Regions from separate parts of the Homo sapiens genome. Here region 1 is linked to region 2. Evidence: chromatin loops called from intact Hi-C (ENCODE). Cell type or tissue: endothelial cell of umbilical vein. All regions are shown on one strand. Each heading gives the region's core, and the rest is flanking DNA. Links, peaks and the distances in the headings are about the cores only.

Region 1 (10,089 bases), core at 1,287-9,286, 120 kb before region 2:
GTAGAGGGAAAATAGTTAGAAGCACCCAGTTGTTAGGTTAGGGCTAGAATGAGCCTCATGTAGAACTCATCGGTGTTTGACTAGGGCTTCTTAACTCTTCTCTTCCCCCCTCAGCTCCCAAGTTTCAGACTGCCCAAAGCCTGGAAAAAGAGCTAAATCTAAAATTAGCTGAAGTTGCTGAGGATGCAACTTGGAGGTTGGGGCACAGACTTAGACAAGCCTTACGTCTTCCTGCTCCAGACAGTGCTAAGTAAGGGGGAAATATTTTCCTAAGATAGATGGGCACATAACCCCATTAACTCCCAAAGGAGTATGAAAGGGAATATGTGCTTATTTCACAATAATCTTTTATTGCAAAATTTACTGATGCAGAAGCAGAAACTAATGCAGGTGGCAAGTGAGAGGAATGTAACTTTGTTTCCCAGCATTTAGAAGTCCGTGAACCCAAGTGTAGACCAAGTGAACCTTTAAAGACAACACATGGGTATTACTTGGTCAGGGTAACAGACCATATAAGTAGGTAGTCAAATAATTCTAACTAGAAAACCTGAAAAAATAAATTGCTGAAAAAGGAGGTTGAATGAACAGTAATCATTCCTGTGTGATTAGTAAACTTTTAAGACCCTGTTATGGTGAATTGTATCACTGTACTTTTCAAGTAGACAACATTCAATTAGACACCTGCCTAAGGAGCATATTTTTCATTGACTTTTGATTATCAAAAATTGAGATCTTTCTCATGCCCAGACTATTGCCAAGGAAACAAGAGTAACAGTTTCCACTCAGCAGCCTGGCTAAATTCCAGAACCCCATGTGACTGGGCAGACTCCTGGAGTCTTTCTGATGACCAATATCAGAGATGCCTTGTCTGTGGCCTATTGTGTTTTCCTGTATAAATGCTTCATGGGAAAATTTATACTCTAGATCAAATAAATAAGAGCGAATCCTAATCACCTTTTATTGAACACTTAATAAATACCAGACAGTATGCCAAGCCTCAAACATAAATGATCTTATTTAATTCTTACGAATCTTAGGGACAAACCGTTTTCACTCATGTTGTAGAGGAAGCTAGCCTAAGAGAGTTCAAACAACTTACCCCAACTCACCCAGTTACTAAGTTTCAGAATCAGAATTTGAACTCAAGGAGTTTGATGTTTATGCCCATGATTTTAATCATTATATTCTACTGCCTTTTCTCTTCCCGTTTTTGAAATTAGCTCAGAACTAAAACCATTTTCGAAATATTAGAATTGTTTACTGGTGTAATTCTCTGTACAAAAATCTTACAAAGCAAGTGTAAACAATGGAATAAATGAAAGCTTCAAGTGAATATACACAATGAAAATTATATATGAAAATATTAAGTTCATTTATGCTATATCAAAAAAGAGACTTGAACAAAAACTATTATTTGGGATATTTATTGAAATGCCTCTTAAAAGAGAATTTGCCTCTTATCAGTTTGAAAAACTTTATTTTTTTTTTAACTTTTAGGTTTGGAGGCACATGTGAAGGTTTTTTACATATGTAAACATGTGTTACAGGGGTTTGTTGTAGATATTATTTCATCACCCAGATATTAAGCCCAGTATCCAATAGTTATCTTTTCTGCTCCTTTCTCTCCTCGCATCCTCCCCCTTCAAGTAGACCCAGTGTCTGTTATTTCCTTCTTGTGTTTATAGGTTCTTATAATTTAGCTATAATTAGCAAAATTATATTTTATCATTTAGCTACCACTTATAAGTAAGAACATGTGGTATTTGGTTTTCTGTAACTGTGTTATTTTTCTAAGAATAATAGCCTCCAGCTCCATCCATGTTCCTGCAAAAGACATGACCTTGTTCTTTTTTATGGCTGCATAGTATTCCATGGTGTATATGTACCATATTTTCTTTATGCAATCTGTCATTGATGGGCATTTAGGTTGATTCCTTGTCTCTGCTGTTGTGAATAATGCTGCAGTAAACATCCACATGCATGTGTCTTTATGGCAAAATGATTTATCTTCCTCTGGGTATATACCCAGTAATGGGATTGCTGGGTCCAATGGTAGCTCTGCTGTTGAGCTCTTTGTAGCGAGGAATTGCCATACTGCTTTCCACAATGGTTGAACTAATTTACACTCCCACCAACAGTGTATAAGTGTTCCCTTTTCTCCACAACCTCACAAGTATCTGTTATATTTTGACTTTTTAATAATAGCCTTTCTGACTGGTGTGAGATGGTATCTCCTTGTGGTTCTGATTTGCATTTCTCTAATGATGAGTGATATTGAGCTTTTTTTCCATATGCTTGTTGGCTGCATGTATGTCTTCTTTTGAGAAGTGTCTGTTTGTGTCCTTTGCCCACTTTTTAATGGGGTTGTTTGTTTTTTCTTGTAAATTTAAGTTCCTTATGGATGCTGGATATTACACCTTTGTCAGATGCATAGTTTGAAAATATTTTCTCCATTCTGTAGGTTGTCTGTTTACTCTGTGGACAGTTTCTTTTGCTGTGTCTGCAGAAGCTCTTCAGTTTAATTAGATCCCACTTGTCAATTTTTGCTTTCATAGCAATTGCTTTTGGCATCTTTGTCATGAAATCTTTGCTTGTTCCTATGTCCAGGATGGTATTGCCTAGGTTGTCTTCCAGGGTTTTCATAGTTTTGGGTTTTACAGTTAAGTCTTTATCCATCTTGAGTTGATTTTTGTATATAATGTAAGGAAGGGGTCCAGTTTCTATCTTCTGCATATGGATAGACAGTTTTCCCACCACCATTTATTGAATAGGGAGTCTTTTTCCCCGTTGCTTGTTTTTGTCAGCTTTGTTGAAGATCAGATGGTCATAGATGTGCAGCCTTATTCCTGGGCTCTCTATTCTGTTCCATTGGTCTATGTGCCTGTTTTAGTACCAGTACTATGCTGTTTTGGGTACTGTAGACTTGCAGGAATTATTTTCTACCCTGCTTGAATTTTAAAATAGCTCTCAAGGGACCTGATCCATAAAGATTTGCATCTATAATCTATAGAGTTGGAGCAGAATAATCATTTGATAAAAATGAAAGATGTCCCCATTTTTAGTTTCTCTAACGTTCAAGTAATCTTAAAGTTAAGGCAGATGTAAGGATAAGATGATTGGGGAATATCATGAAAATAGCCACCAAATACTGGACTACGTGAAATAGGACCAAAAGGGGTTAACATTGCCATGGACTGAACATGTTTGTACCCTGCAAAATTCATATGTTGAAACCTAATCCCCAGTGTGATGGTATTAGAAGATGGGGCCTTCGGGAGGTGGTTAGGTCATGAGGATAGAGTACTCATGATTGGGATTAATGACCTTATAAGGGGTTGAAGATACCAGATTTCTCCCCTTCCACCATGTAAGGACATATTAAGAAGGCACCATCTATGAACCAAGAAGAGGGCCCTTACCAGACACCATGAATGGCTGGCACCTTAATCTTAGATTCTCAGCCTCCAGAACTATGAGAAATAAATTTCTGTTGTTTATAAGCCACCCAGGTTATGGTATTTTGTTACAGAAGCCCAAATGGACTAAGACAAACATTAATTTTGTTTTTATATTTTCATAGAGAAATGATGGGATAACTGTAATATCCAGTTGTGTGTGGCTTTTTTTTCTCCCCTGTGGAAGAGGGGCCCTGGGCAGAACTTTATATTCTTGCACTTTTCAAGGACTTCAACCTTCATCTACACCACTATTCTAATTATTTTTATCACCCAAGCAGGTAGCTGAGTGTGCAGCACCCATCCATCCAGGCAGGTGGGAGCCCAAAGCACTCCTCACTAGGGTTGTAGAGCATGTGAGTATCTAGTCACTTGGCCAGAGCTTTTGACTAGGAGACCCAGTCAGACTGACTGACACTCCTCCTGCATCACTTTAGGGCTTCTTTTTTTTTTTCTTTTTCTGGTCTCTTTTGGAAAACCTGCTTCGGCAAATTCTTGTTGTTTTAATAGAGAATAGATTTCTTCTGCCTATTTAGTTCAGACCATTATTCTCTCTCCTATCTTTTTCAGACTTTGCACTCTTAAGTTTCTCTCATCCAGCACTTCCCTCTTCTTCCTTTCCACGTAACTTCAAGTGTGAGGGTGACAGAAAGACTGCAGATTTTGTGGAGACAGAGTCAAACCATGCCAAACTTCCATCTTCCTCCTCCTTCACCTTCTCCTTTTTGGGGATTGTAATGGGATCCATGGTATCACTGAGCTTTGCTACAAGGTGGAGTTGCCATTGATTATAGTGTTTAACTAGGGAGACTCAGAAAGGGAAACATACTTGCTTTTTCCTAGCATAGGGTTTTGTTTCCATTAAGCTTGAGAATGAATGAAGTTTACAGGAAGCTAGAAGTTTCACTGAGTCAATCCCTGTTCGCTTTATTCATCCAGGGCTTTGAAGTCATTAACACATAAAGTAGTGCTGAATTATAAATCTTGTCAGTAACACTAAGTATTTTCAGTTGTACATTATACTGTTGCTCAAGGAGAAGTAAATACAAAAATAAACAAACAGTAGAGGGCAGAATCAGGATTTATAAATGGAGTGGCTTTGTGATTCTGCTCTTCATAATCTGACTCTGGGTATGGGATTTGGATACGTAAATCTTATTAGAGCACCAATTTCCCCTCCTTCCCTCACCCCTCACCCCAGTTCAACAAAAATTAATTTTGTAAAAAAAAAAAATCAGTGTTGTAATGATCACACATGTTCATTCCCATTTAGTCTGCCTAAAGTTATGCCAGGAATTCTGTTCCAGGAAGTACAGATTTACAACATCAGCTGTCAACTTTTTTGTTTCCCATGTTCCAGTCTCTTTGAGAGCATCAGGCTACCAAGGCAGAGAATTTGTGATTTGTTTGTTCACTTATTCTTTAATTACCAGAAACATTGGAGGCTAGAGTACAAAAATGAATAAAACATAGTCCATACTCAAAAAATATATAATTCAAAGAGGCTTTTCATTCATAAGTTCTTTCAGTGTTTACTGATGATGTTCTTCAGGTGTTCTCACTTGCAGAATGCTGTGGCCATGCATCAGAATCACCTGAGACGTTACTAAAAATTAGCATTGCGTATGCTCCACCCCAGACCTACTGAATCGGAATCTCTAAGCATCTGTTCTGTTTTAAAGCCTGATAGGTAATTTTAATGTTATTGCTAGAGTGTTGAGAAACAAATTTACTGTGGAAAGTACAGTGATTGAATATGTCTGCACCTCAATCCTATATAGCCTTGTGTTTTAGTTACCATGTCAGCATATGTCAGCCTGTGTCTCCACCTCAATCCTGTATAAGCTTGTATTTTAGTTACCATATTTTCTCTGTACTGTTCCCTGTTATGTTCTGTTTACTAATCCTAGCCACTAGAATACCTATAGGTTTAATAGCTTTAACACTGAAATTATCCTGGGGCAGGTAAAATAAAGTTGCTGCTAAACACCAGAGTTAGTTTATTGGTTCAGACATCACCCATTCTGGTTCCTATTGCTGCTTTCTTATTGTGACTGCAAGGTCGAAATCCTGCACAGCTATTTGTGGTTCTGGTTTTTTTTTTTCCTTGAAGCAAAAGGATGCAGCAGTGTTATCCGAAGGGCTTTAAACAGTGAACCAAATGTAAGTTAAATATGGTGGCAGGAGCCATTCCATAAAGGTTACAAACTTGTTTTAGGAGTGAAGTGGGGACTTTTTTGGCTTGGTGCCAAAATGGAACTGGCATTGTTTTTTCAATTCAGCCTGCCTGGTATTTCTATCATAGCTTTGCTAGTTGATCAGTTTCCTCTCACTATGGCCTCTTATTCATTCCTTCATTTGGCAAATATTTGTTGAATACCTACTTATGTCAGGCACTGTTAAAGCAGTGGATGTAGTGGTAAATAAAATAGAAATGGTTTAGTCTATTTCTTTGAGCCTTCCTCAGAGAAAATGTCACTTCTTTGTCAATGTCTTTACAGCCTTTATCCTGAGACCAGGAGAGAAAAATTACCTAAATATCCAGTCTAGTTTAAAGCTTAAACTGATCCAGTAATTCAGACAGTCCCTTGGGGTAGTGTCATAAATGATGGCCATAGGTGTCTCCTGGTCTCAGGGGCAAGGTCCCTCATCCACTTTAGTGCTGCTTGTTCTGCTGTCATTTAGGGCTGAAATATGTGGCTGTAGGCTGCTTGCTCAGAACCCAGTAGCACTCTGGCTACCTGGGCCTCCCCCTGACTTCTGGTTGCACCCCCCTGAGCCTCTGGTGTGTCTGCCATCCAGTTCATCCTCTTATAATCTCTCAGTATCTGTGCCTTATGGGAACTATGGGGGCTCAGGAAACCTGAACCTCAGACACTTCTCTACCAGACCTGCTACAACGCTGAGTCACTGTTTCTGTGCACCATGTTGTGGTGGAGGCTGCCTGAGAGTTGATCTTCTCTAGACTCCCAAACATGAAGAAGGAGTGGGCACTTGGCCTTTGATTTTATCCTCACTTATTTAACAAACTGATTTATCTCCAGGCTGAGGAAATCAGTGTTGCTTTGCTGCACTTCCATCTCGCATAGTCTGGAAGTCTGGAAGGACTTTTTCCTACATTATATCCTTCTCTTGCCATAGACCTAGCATGGCAGTTATAGTTGGATGGAATATCTCCTCTACACTCCCTTTTGTATGGGCATGTTGGTTGATATAGAAAAGGGAGAAAAAGTATTTTGGAAAAGTCTTTAAGATGACTTTTCGCTTATAAACTACTGTTTTCCTGCATGTCATAGATTATATTTTTCTCTGCTTGTTCATTCTCCCTTCCTTTTCCGTGTGATATGCAACACCTCCTATGAGAGGAGTACACATCCTTGCCCCATTGATGTTAGGCTTAAATGTGTGACTTTCTTTGGCCAGTGACGTGTGAACAGATATGATATAGACCACATCTGGGCAGAAGTTTTGAAAGTCAGCACAGGGCCGGGCGCGGTGGCTCATGCCTGTAATCCCAGCACTTTGGGAGGCCGAGGAGGGCAGATCATGAGGTCAGGAGATAGAGACCATTCTGGCTAACACAGTGAAACCCTGTCCCTACTAAAAATATGAAAAATTAGCTGGTTGTGTTGGCACGCACGTGTAGTCCCAGCTACTCGGGAGGCTGAGGCAAGAGAATCGCTCAGGAGGCAGAGGTTGCAGTGAGCTGAGATGGCACCACTGCACTCCAGCCCGGGCAACAGAGCGAGACTCTGTCTCGGAAAAAAAAAAAAAAACAAAAAAAAAAACTAGAAAAGAAAGTCAGCACAGGTTTCCACCAGCCCTCTTTATTCCTTCTGCCGTGAAAGTGGCATGACCAAAATCAGGGCTGTTGCTTCTGCAAGGGTCGCAGAATAAGAGTCATGTAACAGAAACCAAGCTGCCCCTGACCTGAATCCAAACTGCACTGTAGTGAGAAAATTTTGTCCTTATAAACATGAAGATTTGGGGTTGTTACTGCAGCAAAGCTGACTTAATTCTTTCCAAATATTCCATGTTACATAACAAGAGGAACTAAATATGGAAAATATTCTAACCTCTAGTTTTTTTGGGTTTTTTTTGTTTTTGTTGTTGTTGTGTTTGTTTTTTGCTCTGGAGAAAGAAGTGACCATCGTTATGGAAATAAATGCTATGCATACAGCATATCCAGGTGAAAATTAGTAATTAAAGGATAGAAAGTCTTATTTTAAGATTGTGACATTGTTATAGGGACGTAATATAGAGAAGAAGGTACTAACCCTATTCAGTGGTGGGTTAATTCTGGGTTGTGATCCCAGGGTCATTGTCCACAGTTTGTGAACAACCATGGGATCCTTTCTGTCTTTATTTGTGTGGATGCAAGCGATATAGCTCAGATTCCAACAAACACCACAGATTCTTCTTGCTATTTTTTATTGCATTGTATTTTAGGAATTTGTAAACATGTAAGATTTATTTAGTGGTGAATACACCTGTTTATTTACTTACGCCAGAGGCAAGCAAAAGAACTGGTAGACAATGAAGAAAGAACTGTTGATCCCACAGTGATCATTTTAGCTAATCTGTGCACACATGGTAATCACCATGAGCAGAATAAATTTTGGAAAAAGAAAAATATAGTAGCTTTTTCCTTTAGAAATGCTTAGGATTCCTCTGGATTTGAGTGGTTGGAATTTCCCTGCTGATATATTTCTGGTTTGTATATAGAACTGCCCACCATTTTCTGTTTGAGAAAAATCATTTCATCATGCTCAAACCTTGGGTTTGCTAAGAAAAAATAATAGTCCTAACTTCGGATACTTTATTGTGATAGACAGGGCTTGCAACTGAATCTGATAACAGATTCGTAGTTCAGTTCTCTTGAGTAAATAAATAATAAGCTGTGAAGAAAAGCAACAATGTAGGGCCAAATCACTTTTAAAGTAATTGTTCATGTGCTATAAATGTGGAAAGGGAAAAAAACTAGATAGAACATGAGAAATACAGTAATAGTTAATCTAGTGTATTTTAATACAGTCAAATGCTATTTTAAATCGTAGAATAGGTATGACAGAAGAGGGTAATGAGTGGAACTTTTTGCTTAAGACAAAACATACTGAATGAAATTTGTTTCTATCAAGAAAGAGAGAGGCCAGATGTGGGGGTTCATGCCTGCAATCCCAGCACTTTGGGAGGCCAAGGCGGGTGGATCACTTGAGGTCAGCAGTTTGAGACCAGCCTGGCCAACATGGCGAAACCCTGTCTCTACCAAAAATACAAAAACAATGAGCCAGGCTTGGTGGTACATGCCTGTAGTCCCAGCTACTCAGGAGGCTGAGACACGAGAATCACTTGAACCCAGGAGGCAGATGTTGCAGAGAGCTGAGATGGTGCCACTGCACTCTAGCCTGGGTGACAGAGTGAGACTCTGCCCCACCCTGCCCCACCAAAAAAAGGAATTAAGGAGGGTGGAAGGAAATTAGGCTGACCATAATTGCCAGAGCCTGTATAAGTAAAGTGAATGAGAAAAGGTGTGATTTTCCTGGATCAGGTTTCAGAACTTATCCTGTTTAACAAAGAAAATCATATGTTGCTGATTCCCAGAAAGGCGGTAAGTGAGCAGCCACCAAGCCTGGCTCTCAAGAGTGGTAGGCTCCTCACCTGTCATTCAGTGGGCATCCATATCTGTTGGCTTTCTGTATACTATTCATATTTAATACTCCCTATTTTCTTAACACTCCCAGCTCTAATTCTTCCACAGATCCTACTGTACCAAATTTTATTCCAAAGTCAACAGCATTTCACATTTATACTTAGAATACTAATTAAATTATGAGTTACCATTTAATGCATAGAGTACCCTAATAACCTGAAAAATGAAGACTTGCTTCTGATGTTGACTTACTCAGTTGTTCCTATACTTTGGCAGACTGCATAGATGTATAAGATATTAGATATAATACATATAATTACATATATTTGTGTGTGTGTATATATATGTGTGTGTGTACATTCTCCCATGCATCTCTTTTGTTTGCTAGAATATCCTTCTTATCAATATCTAACTTCCTTTAATGTCCATTTAAATGGCATTTCCTCTATGAAGCCTCCATTCACTCTCTCTTAACCCCTAGCTAGACGTTACCTCTTCCCATGTCTACATTCCAATAGCATTTAATTATTTTTTTCATAGGGAGTTTTAATGATATTTTGTTCTATATTATAGTTATTTGTATATATTTGTATCCCCCCTAATAATGGTGATGGTGGTAGCAGCTACCATATGTTGAGAACTTTCTGTTGGCCAGCCACTGGATTAAACTCTATTCCTCACAATACCACTGTGAGTTAAGTATTACTACCCCACTTCTACAAATGAGGAAGTTGAGGCTGAAAGAGCTTGAGCTAGGTGGGCCAAATTCATACAGCTAGTTTGGTAAAGTTGAGATTTAAAAGCAAATCTGTTACTCTCCAGATCTCATACCTATAAACCATTCCCCTATTACTCACTTATGAATTGAGTGAGGATGTAGGTTGAGGGCAAATGGAGGAAACTCACTTTTACTGAATGTATAATCTGTGCCTGACACTTGACTAAGAGCTTTCAGGTATTTTATCACATGAAGTAGATGTTTTT
Region 2 (10,089 bases), core at 1,034-9,033:
TTTTGACATAAGCAAAACCTTGATGTTACTTTGTAGAAGGCAGGACCATAGGTAAGGATGTGATGCCAGGGAATCCTAGAGCTGAGGAAGAGATAGGACTGTCAGCTCTAACCCCTTCCCTAAGACCGTGGAGACAGCAAAGGTGGGAATGAGGATATTGCCAGCCATATAGACGGGTTATCCTGTAAGGCTTTGAGATCCACTCCTAGATCCTTAACTGCTTGGGAAAATTCCAAAGACAGAAAAGGAGGAGGGAAGAAGGAGGAAAGAATATGGAATTCTTTTCTTTTTTGAGACAGAGTTTCGCTCTTGTTGCCCAGGCTGGAGTGCAGTGGCGCGATCTCAGCTCACTGCAACCTCCACCTTCTGGTTTCAAGCGATTCTCCTGCCTCAGCCTCCTGACTAACTGGGATTACGGGCGCCTGCCACCACGGCTGGCTAATTTTTGTATTTTTAGTAGAGACGGGGTTTCACCATGTTAACCAGGCTGGTCTCGAACTCCTGAGCTCGTGACCCGCCTGCCTCAGCCTCCCAAAGTGCTGGGATTACAGGCATGAGCCACCGTGCCCGGCCAGAATTATTTTCATTTCCTGATCTAAAGAGCATGCCAGGTGAAAGGAGCAAAAATTTCTCTAAGAGAGGAAATCAGGAAATGGGGAGAGGAGGGGGCCAAGAAGCAGGCATTATCAGTACAAAGGCAACAAGGAAGTGGGACAGGGGAGAAAAGTGGCTTCTTCGGCATGGGCCCTTCACATGGGAGTTGAGGGAGATCCTCTTCAGGAAGGCTTGTTTCCTGCAGATGCATAGGGCAGCGTGTACCCACCTACTTTGAAGCACTGAAGACAGTGAAGAGTGTAGCTAGAACCAAATCTCATGTCTCTTACTAGGCATAGAAGCCCCAGGCTCTGCTCATCTATGTGGAAGTGGAGGTGGCTCTTGCTTTGCTTCAGAAAACCAAATCCATCCAAATCATAGACACCCTAAGGCTTTAGGTAGGTGAGTAAGGGTAGAACCACTATGTTTAAAATTTCAGGCCAGGTGTGGTGGCTCACGCCTGTAATCCCAGAACTTTGGGAGGCTGAGGCGGGCGGATCACCTGAAGTCAGGAGTTCGAGACCAGTCTCGCCAACTTGGTGAAGCCCCATCTCTACTAAAAATACAAAAATTAGCCGGGCCATCACGCCTGTAATCCCAGCTACTCGGGAGGCTGAGGCAGGAGAATCACTTGAACCCGTGAGGTGGAGGTTGCAGTAAGCCAAGATTGCGGCATTACACTCCAGCCTGAGTGACACAGTGAGACTCTGTCTCAAAAAAAAATTTTTTTCAAGAGTTTTGTTAAAATACCACTAGCCTGCCCCACTCATGATCTCCAGAGTGTTTGCCTTAGCTCTGAACTTCTGTCTGTCTCTGCTAAAAGAGGTACTGGTGCCAGGGCAGACCCCAAAGTTGGTACTCCTGTCTACATATCGGAGCAAACCTAACACGTCTTTGTTGTCCACCTCACTGGACCAACAGTGGGGATGAGAGGGAGCAGCCAGTGAGAGCACCACAGACACATGGCTTTCCAATTTGATTAAAGGACTGGAAATGTATGGTTATCTTGGCCCTTAGGAAGAGCTCTTAATAATACAATTTTCCGCCAGGCGTGGTGGCTCACGCCTGTCATCCCAGCACTTTGGGAGGGTGAGGTGGGTGGATCATCTGAGGTCAGGAGTTTGAGACCAGCCTGACCAACATGGTGAAACCCCGTCTCTACTAAAAAGACAAAATATTAGCCGGGTGTGGTGGTGCACACCTTTAATCCCTGCTTCTCGGGAGGCTGAGACAGGAGAATCGCTTGAACCCAGGAGGCAGAGGTTGCAGTGAGCCAAGATCACGCCATTGCACTCCAGCCTGGGCAACAAGGGTGAAACTCTGTCTCAAAAAAAAAAAAAAAATACAATTTTGTAAATCCAGTGTCACTATCTTACATGAATGGACAGACCTTCCTACCCAAGAAGCAGCATAGACCTGGGAGCTCAGATCTTACTTATGTTACTTGTTGGCTGTATACAGCCAAATAAGATACTTAACTTGGAAATAAGATACTTAACCTCTCTAACCTTAGATTACTCATTTATAAAATGGGGATAGTGATATCTACCTCATAGAATTGTCGGGAAGATTAACCACTATCCCGGCCTCTTACACTTCTTAATACACCCACAGTGAGCCTTGCACTGAGCAAAGTCTCAATATTTCGTTGCCAGATTCATTACACAGTCCGTAGGCCCCAGGGGCTCTGCATCATGCACAAGTACAGTTAGTACTGGCTTTTCTTCCTTGTTTATGTGAAAGGTACTTCTTTTCTAATAATCTCCACTCCTCCTCTGTCCCCTTTCCCCACCAGCTAGAATCCTAAAACTTAAGCAGCTAACTTCTGTTTCCTGAGAGAGAAAGCTATCCCAGGTAGTCATCCAAGTCCTGGTAAGCACAGCATTAGGACCATGGCCAGGCCTCTCACCAAGTCAGCAGACTTCAAGGACACTGGCAAGAGAAGGAGCTCCTCTCGGTCTGCATGCATTTGTGCTAACCATCTTGGGCAATTTTCCCCTCTCTCTCAACCTCACCAGCGTTCTTTACCTAGTATGCAGTTTTCCAGCATTGTCAGGAGTGTGAACCACCGGTGCCTGGGCCTGCTTTGCAGTCTTTGTGCCTCCCCCTCCCTGGGGCATTCTGTGAGCCTGTGGAATTAGCTGCATTTTTCTCCTCATTCACATCCCTACTGATCTTAAGAGAGGAGATACCGGGCCCAGCCTCACTCAACATCCGTAATTCATCCCTGGCTTAGAGCCCTCCATCCCACCTTGCTGCCAAACTAATTTAGCTGTCAGTGTGTTTTTTCCAGGCAATATTGGTCCTAAATTTCACTGCTGTCTCAGCCATTCCCATAAAGCCAGGCTGAGAGAAGGGGGTGAAGTAGGGAGTACAGAACTTGCTTCAGTTTATCTCTTGGCTTCTTCCCAGATGATAAATTTAGTTGCCAAATCCTGATTAATTTCTTTTGTCATTTTTAAAGTAATAAACAGATTTTCTTGTCTAGGCTAGAGACAAGGCAAAGAAAATGGGAAATTCAGGTACCAGATTTGGCTTTTAACAGGGATTGCAGGTGTATGAACTCTTTGGAAAGATCAAGTAGGAGAAGGAAACTGACTGCAAATGGGGCCCCGCCGTCCAAGGAAGCAAAATGTCTGACACACAACAGGTGCTCCAAAAAACGTTAACAGGATGAATCAAGACATACATGAACGAACGGAGTCACCAGGCCACTGTGCCTTCAGTGAACATCGCTTGAGCCTAGCTTAGGCTAAGATGGATTGGCAAACTTTTTCTGTAAAGGGCCAAATAGTAAGTATTTTTGGCTTGTCGGGCCATATGGTCTCTGTCGCAACTACTCAATTCTGTCATTGTAGTGTGAAAGCAGCCATAGACGATACATAAATGAATGAGCAAGGCTGTGTTCCAGTAAAATTTTATTCCATTGGAAACTATGGCAGTGGGCTGTAGTTTGCCAACCCCTGGGCTAAGAAATCAGAGAGCTGGCTTCAAATCCCAGGTTGTTCTTTAACTAGCTCTGTGACAAGGCAAGAACAGTATCTCTAAGCACTCAGTCTCTTCATCCATTAAACAAGGATTAAAATGGTAGTCACAGGCTGGGCGCAGTGGCTCACGCCTGTAATCCCAGCACTTTGGGAGGCTGAGGTGGGCGGATCACCTGAGATCAGGAGTTTGAGACCAGCCTGGCCAAAATGGTGAAACCCTGTCTCTACTAAAACTACAAAAAATTGGCCAGGCGTGGTGGCACGTGCCTGTAATCCCTGCTACTCAGGAAGCTGAGGCAGGAGAATCACTTGAACCCGGGAGGTGGAGGTTGTGGTGAGCCGAGATTGCACTACTGCATTCCAGCCTGGCAACAGAGCAAGACTCCATCTCAAAAAAAAAAAAAAAAAAAAAGGTAGTCACCTCATAGAGTTGCTGGGAGGACTGAATGAAACAGGGCACACAGCATGCACTCAGTAAATGTGAGTCTTTATTGTTATTTTGTTTTGTTATTATTTTGCCATCTCCCCCATTGGAATGTAAGCTCCATTAACAGGACTCCAGGTTGTTCCCTACTGCATTCCCAGCACCTGTGACAGTGCCTGGCACATATAGTAAGTGTCAGAACTGGATGGATGGATGATGGATGGATGATGGATAGATGGATAAGCTAGGCACAGGATGTTTAGGCTCTGTAGAAGAATATTAAAAGTAAATAAAACATAGTCTCTGACTTCAAGGAGCTTACAGTCTAATATTGGGGAGGAAGACGTACTAAACATAATTATAGTCAGGAAAAAGGAAATAGTAAATAGGGGAAGCCAGTGGCAAAGAATCTATTTGAAGGGAAGGTAAGGCCAAAGGATCTTCTGGAAAAAACTCTCCAGGAGCCTCCAGTGCTTTCCAGAGTTCACAGCCTTAAACTCTGGAAATGCCTGTGGACTCATTTCTACCCTCTGATATCAGAAAGCATTATGCCAAAGCCAATACCCTGGAGAGATGTTCGTGTTACACAAAAGCTCAGGTTTTCCCTGGCATCTTGCAGGCTCTTGCTAATTCTGTCCTGATTCACACTCCAATCAATTTAGGACAACACTAGCATTCAAACAAAAATGGAGGTGAGGTAAAGCCCCTCTGAGGCCAGAAAGAGATCAGCAGAGTTTAAAAAACAAAAAACCAGTTTCCTCAGAAGCAAGCGTGTTCTCCTAAATCCGGTCTAGAGCTCATTTCTCCTTTAGTCTCAGTGAGAATATCTCTCTGATAACAAAGGGTCCTCCTGACTTGGATTAGGACTAACCTGATAACTAAGTGAATTACCATGGGCCGAGTCAGAAGGCCTGGATTCTGATTGCTGTGTTACCTCAGATAAGTCACTCTCCATCTCTGGACTTCTATTTCCTTGGCTATGAAATGTTCTGAGGTTCAGAGATTCAGGAGGGCTGCACTAGGCAGCCCCAGCAGGCTGATCCCTTGCCTGGCAACACACAGTGGCCCTGGAGATAGTGCCTCAGGCAACAAGATAGTCTTCCTTAGGCCCTTGTGTGGCAGGGGAGAACATGCCAGGGTCTCTTGTGAATAGGTCTAAGGATGCTATGAGTCATGTGGAATATATTTCCACCAACAACATTGAGTCACTGGTTATCTTCTTAAATGAACCAAACACAAAGCTCGATGGAAGCCACTGTGGCAGAAAGGGAGGGGGAGCCCTGGTGCAGCTCATTCTCTCTCTTGAAGCTGTCAGTTGATTCTTTCATGAGCTCATCTCCTCTTGCCCTCAACTATGGTTTGTTTCTTTAGGATACTGGTGTATCCTTTTCCCTCTTCCCATCTAGTTTTATGACATTGCCTGAGAATGCCCTGTGGCCTTGCCTTTAACCTCCCTGCAGCTGTTTTATCACCAGAAATCAAAAGGAACCCTGCCCAGCAGTGGAAAGCCTTGTTTCTATTCCAGTTCACCTGAGGCCATTACCTGCCATCAATAATGATGCCTTGGAAAGACAGTGGTTCTCAGTGTGAGCAGGATCATGTTCCCTTGGGTGGGAGGAGAAGGGGAGCAAATCAGAAACTTTAAAGGGGCCTTTTCTTTTCTTTTTTTTTTTTTTTTGAGATGGAGTTTTGCTCTCGTCAGCCAGGCTGAAGTGCAGTGGCACGATCTTGGCGCACTGCCACCTCTGCCTCCTGGGTTCAAGCAATTCTCCTGCCTCAGCCTCTCCCAAGTAATTGGGATTACACGCCGACACCACCATGCCTGGCTAATTTTTTTTTTTTTTTTTTGTATTTTTAGTAGAGATGGGGTTTCACCATGTTGGCCATGGTGGTCTCGAACTCTTGACCTCAGGTGATCCACCCACCTCGACCTCCCAAAGTGCTGGGATTACAGGCGTGAGCCACCGCGCCCGGCCCAAAGGGGCCATTTCAAACCACAGGAGCACCCCCAACACATACAGATTCTGACGGGCTCCCCCTGGAAGATGTTCCCCTCTCTGCCACATTGAGAATCACTGCCCAGAGCCATGTTATCCCTTTGTAATATCTCCTTTAGTCCAATATGTACAGTCCCTGAATTTTGGACACAGACAAGCAGAGAAACATGGAAGACGTGATGCGTGAATCCAGGCCCAGGGAGTGATCAGTGAGTAAGGGGCAAAAGGTTTGCATCCACATCCTGCTGAAGCCTGTGGAAGGTGGGAGTTGGAACAGTGAGAGGCAGAGAAGTGCTCACTCACTCTCTCCCACACACCGTGTGGCATTTCGCTGTGGGAAGCAGAGTGAAGACGAGCTTGATTTGGTAGATCCATCTTAATTATTCACTCTACATGATGTCTTTTTTCCTTTCGTTTTTCTTGGCAAACATTTGGGCAGAGTAGGGTTGGTGGGAGTGAGGGGATGGGTTCTTATTAACTTCCAGGCTAAGACTCACCTTCCCTTTGGTCTGAGGAAGGCAGTCCATCCTGCTGTGGTTAGAAGATGGCTTTTGAATTTTCTTAGGACAGCTTCTTAAATTTTAATCTATACACAAATCACCTGGGGATCTTGTTAAAAGGTGTAGGTGGAAGTGTAGGATGGGCCTATATTCTTTATCTCCAATAAGCTCTCAAGTGATGCTGATACCCCTGATATGTGGGCTACACTTTGAGTAGCAAGCGCTGAGGAGAGAAGATGGCTTGGTTGCTCCCTCATTTCTGTTTGTTAATTGCTTGAATCTTCAAGCCCAAGCCTCTCAGAGTTACCTGCTAGGACCCCTTCCTACCACCTCCTAGAAGTTGCACTGTCAACAGCCCTCTTCCTGTTGAGCATTTTTACATGATCAAGTGGACAAGGAATCCTCTGTTTCATTCTTCAGCCCGAAAACAGAAACAATGGAAACCTCCAACTGTCCAGGGAGGGGTCAATTTCTTTTTGGTTCAGACTGTTCGAATTTAAAGGAATTTTACTACATTTTCATTACTCCCCTAGGGATGCTGGACCATAAAAGTTAAAATAACAAGCGTTTAATTGTCTCAGAGTGTCTATGGGTCAGGAATTCAAGAGCAGCTTAGCTGGGTGGTTCTGGCTCAGGGTCAATCACGAGGTTGCAGTCAGGAGGTTGGCTGGGGCTGCAGTGATCCACAGGCTTGACTGGAGGTGGGGACTTCATTTCCATGATGGGTCATTCAAATGGCTGTTGGCCGAAAGCCTCAGTTCCTTGCTGGCTGTTGGCAAAGGCCCCAGTTCCTCACCACATGGACCTTTCTATAGGACTGCTGAAGCAACCTCAAGAAGAATGAGTGATCCAAGGGCAAGAGAACAAGGAGGAAGCTGCAATGACTTTATGATCTCAGAAGTCAGACACTCACTCATGCTTTATTCTATTGATAGAAGTGAGTCACCAAGTCTAAGCCATACTCAGAGAAGGAATTAAGCTCTACCTCATGAAATTAGGATTATCAAAGAATCTGTGGAAATATTTTTAAATCACCAGAGATGCTCCCTGGCCAAGGAGCCACCATGGTAGGTGACCCACTCAAGGGACTGATGCTCCTCATAATCTTACAGGTCTTCTAAGAAGAGCAATAAAGACCACACTCCTTGTGAAGACATTTCAAAATGGAAAGTCATCAATTCCATTCCACTGTGACAGGGTCCATCCAACTAGTGAAACTGCAAAGCATTTATAGTGCAAGGAGGGCAGAATATCATAGTGATGAAGAGCCAAGTTTAGGGGTCTCACAGTGCTGAAGTTGAATCCTGGCTCTTTCACTTAGTTGTACGTCCATGAGAAAATCACTAAAGCCTCAGCTTCTCTATCTGTAATAATGGGGATAATAACAGTACCTATCTCAAAGTGTCATGTGAGAATTAAATAAGTTATTGCATGTAAAGTGTGTAACACCTGGACTGGCAGATCGTAAGTGCTCAATACATGTCAGCTACTATTTGCTCTTGTTTTTGATATCCTGCTTCCACCTGAGGCAACAGCTTTCTGTATTTAAAGAGGTGCTGGCCCCAGGTTTCTGCTTCATTTGTGTGCTTCTTTCACCAGTGCCTCTTGTTGCAATTTTTTTTTTTTTTTTTTTTTTTTTTTTGAGACAAGGTCTCTCCGATTGCCCAGGCTAGAGTGCAGTAGCACAATCTCGGCTCACTCTTCTTACACTTTATTCCATTTCAAAGGTCTGGTTGACCTCGGTAACTGCAGGCTGTTTCCACATATGGACAGATTCTCTTGGTAAGTTGAGGCTGAACTCTTCCTGGGCTAGTTCCTTCACCCACCATTCTACTTAAGAAGGAACATCAGCTGGCATCCAAGGCGGAGAGAGGCCCAGTTTGCCAGTCTCTGATGGCATAGTTTTCTTTTTCGGCACCAGATCGACTGGGGCTGGCTCCTTCCAAAGCTCAGCACTGTGGGGTGATGCTTTTACCAGGAAACAGCCATTTCTGACTTGAGCTACAGGAGGAAACTGGCATATTTTTAACTGAACCTCAAGTCAGTTCAGGGCAAAGTACCTGAAAGAGTTTCCAGGGAAATGGAGAATGTATTTGTTCTACATTATGTTTTAGGATTTTTTTTTAATGTAGTAAAAGTATCCTGACAAAGATTTTGATAGGCTTACAATACATATTTCTATCTTTAAAGCAATCAAAGAAATCCTTTATAGTTTATTCTCTGTTTTCTCTCCAGGTATTTAGTCTTCCTGCAGATCAAAAGGGATCTCTACCATGGCCGACTCCTCTGTAAAACATCGGATGCTGCCTTGTTAGCAGCTTACATCCTTCAAGGTAATGACTTTTGACAGGATAAGTTTGCTTTTCATGCCAAGTACTGATTACATTATTTTCAGTTAGCACTGATGACTCCTTCTTGAATCTAAACATTATCTAGGCCAGGTGCTGTGGCTCACGCTTGTAGTCCTAGCACTTTGGGAGGCCGAGGTGGGCAGATCACCTGAGGTTAGGAGTTCGAGACCAGACTGGCCAACATGGTGAAACCCCGTCTCTACTAAAAATACGAAAGTTAGCCAGTGTGGTGGCACACACCTGTAGTCCCAGCTACTCGGGAGGCCAAGGTGCAAGAATTGCTTGAACCCAGGAGGTGGCGGTTGCAGTGAGCCGAGATTGCACCACTGCACTCCAGCCTGGGCAACAGACCAAGACTCCATCTCCAAATAAATAAATACATAAACAAACAAACAAACAGTATCTAACTTGAAGCAGAGTTCAAGTTAGAGAGTTTTTTTTGTTTGTTTTGTTTTGTTTTTTTTGAGATGGAGTCTTGCTTTGTGGCCTAGTCTGGAGTGCAGTGGTGCAATCTCGGCTCACTGCAACCTCTGCCCCCCAGGTTCAAGCTATTCTTCTGTCTCAGCCTCCTGAGTAGCTGGGACTGCGGGCGCCCACCACCATGCCCAGCTAATTTTTTTTTTGTATTTTTAGTAGAGATGGAGTTTCACCGTGTTGGCCAGGCTGGTCTCGAACCCCTGACCTCAGGTGATCCACCTGCCTCAGCCTCCCGAAGTGCTGGTATTACAGGTGTGAGCCACCACACCCAGCCAAGTTAGAGGATTTTGCTTGGATTTCCTAGAGCCAGAAAACACTGAACACTCAACCCTAAACTGCGCCTGAGATCTTACTACCAGCCCCTTAAAGTCATTCTGACTCTGTTTTAGGGATTTGTCCTGGGCCCCTGGTTGATAAAGTCCCTGAGACTCTGGAGTGTAATCAGACTTGATTTTTTCCCCATCCTCTCAGGCAAATCTCCAAGATATGAAGCATCTTAGAATTCTAGTATCTATTTCAGAGACCTTTTAGTTCAGTGTGCTCAAAGTTGAAAGTGTTTCCAAGTAACAAGCACATTTCCTAACAGGCTAATAAGTAAGAGTTGAGGCTTACCCAGCTGAGGCCCAGACTGGGTTTTTTTGCAAAACAGTGGGAGAGATATGCACTCTTCACACACGTCCCCTTCTCCTGAGATGCAGAGACACTTAAGTGCCGCTTCCTAGATTCCTCTTAGTCCCTAGGCCTGAAACTGCCATTACT

What was found. Peaks named below come from ENCODE experiments on the same cell type or tissue, not always from the same donor. Only the 100,000 strongest peaks of a DNase experiment are listed, where the experiment ranks them.
Region 1: a loop joins it to region 2, with 7 times the contacts of the local background. A loop is called at or near these places in 13 of 110 quality-filtered maps.

The regions. Positions count from the first base shown.
Region 1 is chr15:44,024,794-44,034,882 of GRCh38, reverse strand. All of the region lies in intron 1 of FRMD5 (FERM domain containing 5), which reads left to right. Among named protein-coding and RNA genes, the nearest start is that of FRMD5, 170 kb to the left of the region's middle. In endothelial cell of umbilical vein, for the core only: no CTCF peak of the experiment used is centred there; DNase peaks (open chromatin) are centred at 4,492, 4,572, 5,712 and 6,272; H3K27ac peaks cover 2,715 bases.
Region 2 is chr15:43,908,628-43,918,716 of GRCh38, reverse strand. It overlaps FRMD5 (FERM domain containing 5), which reads left to right. Exons shown (of 14, transcript NM_032892.5): 5 at 8,738-8,835. Among named protein-coding and RNA genes, the nearest start is that of WDR76, 87 kb to the right of the region's middle. In endothelial cell of umbilical vein, for the core only: no CTCF peak of the experiment used is centred there; DNase peaks (open chromatin) are centred at 5,296 and 7,286; H3K27ac peaks cover 3,404 bases.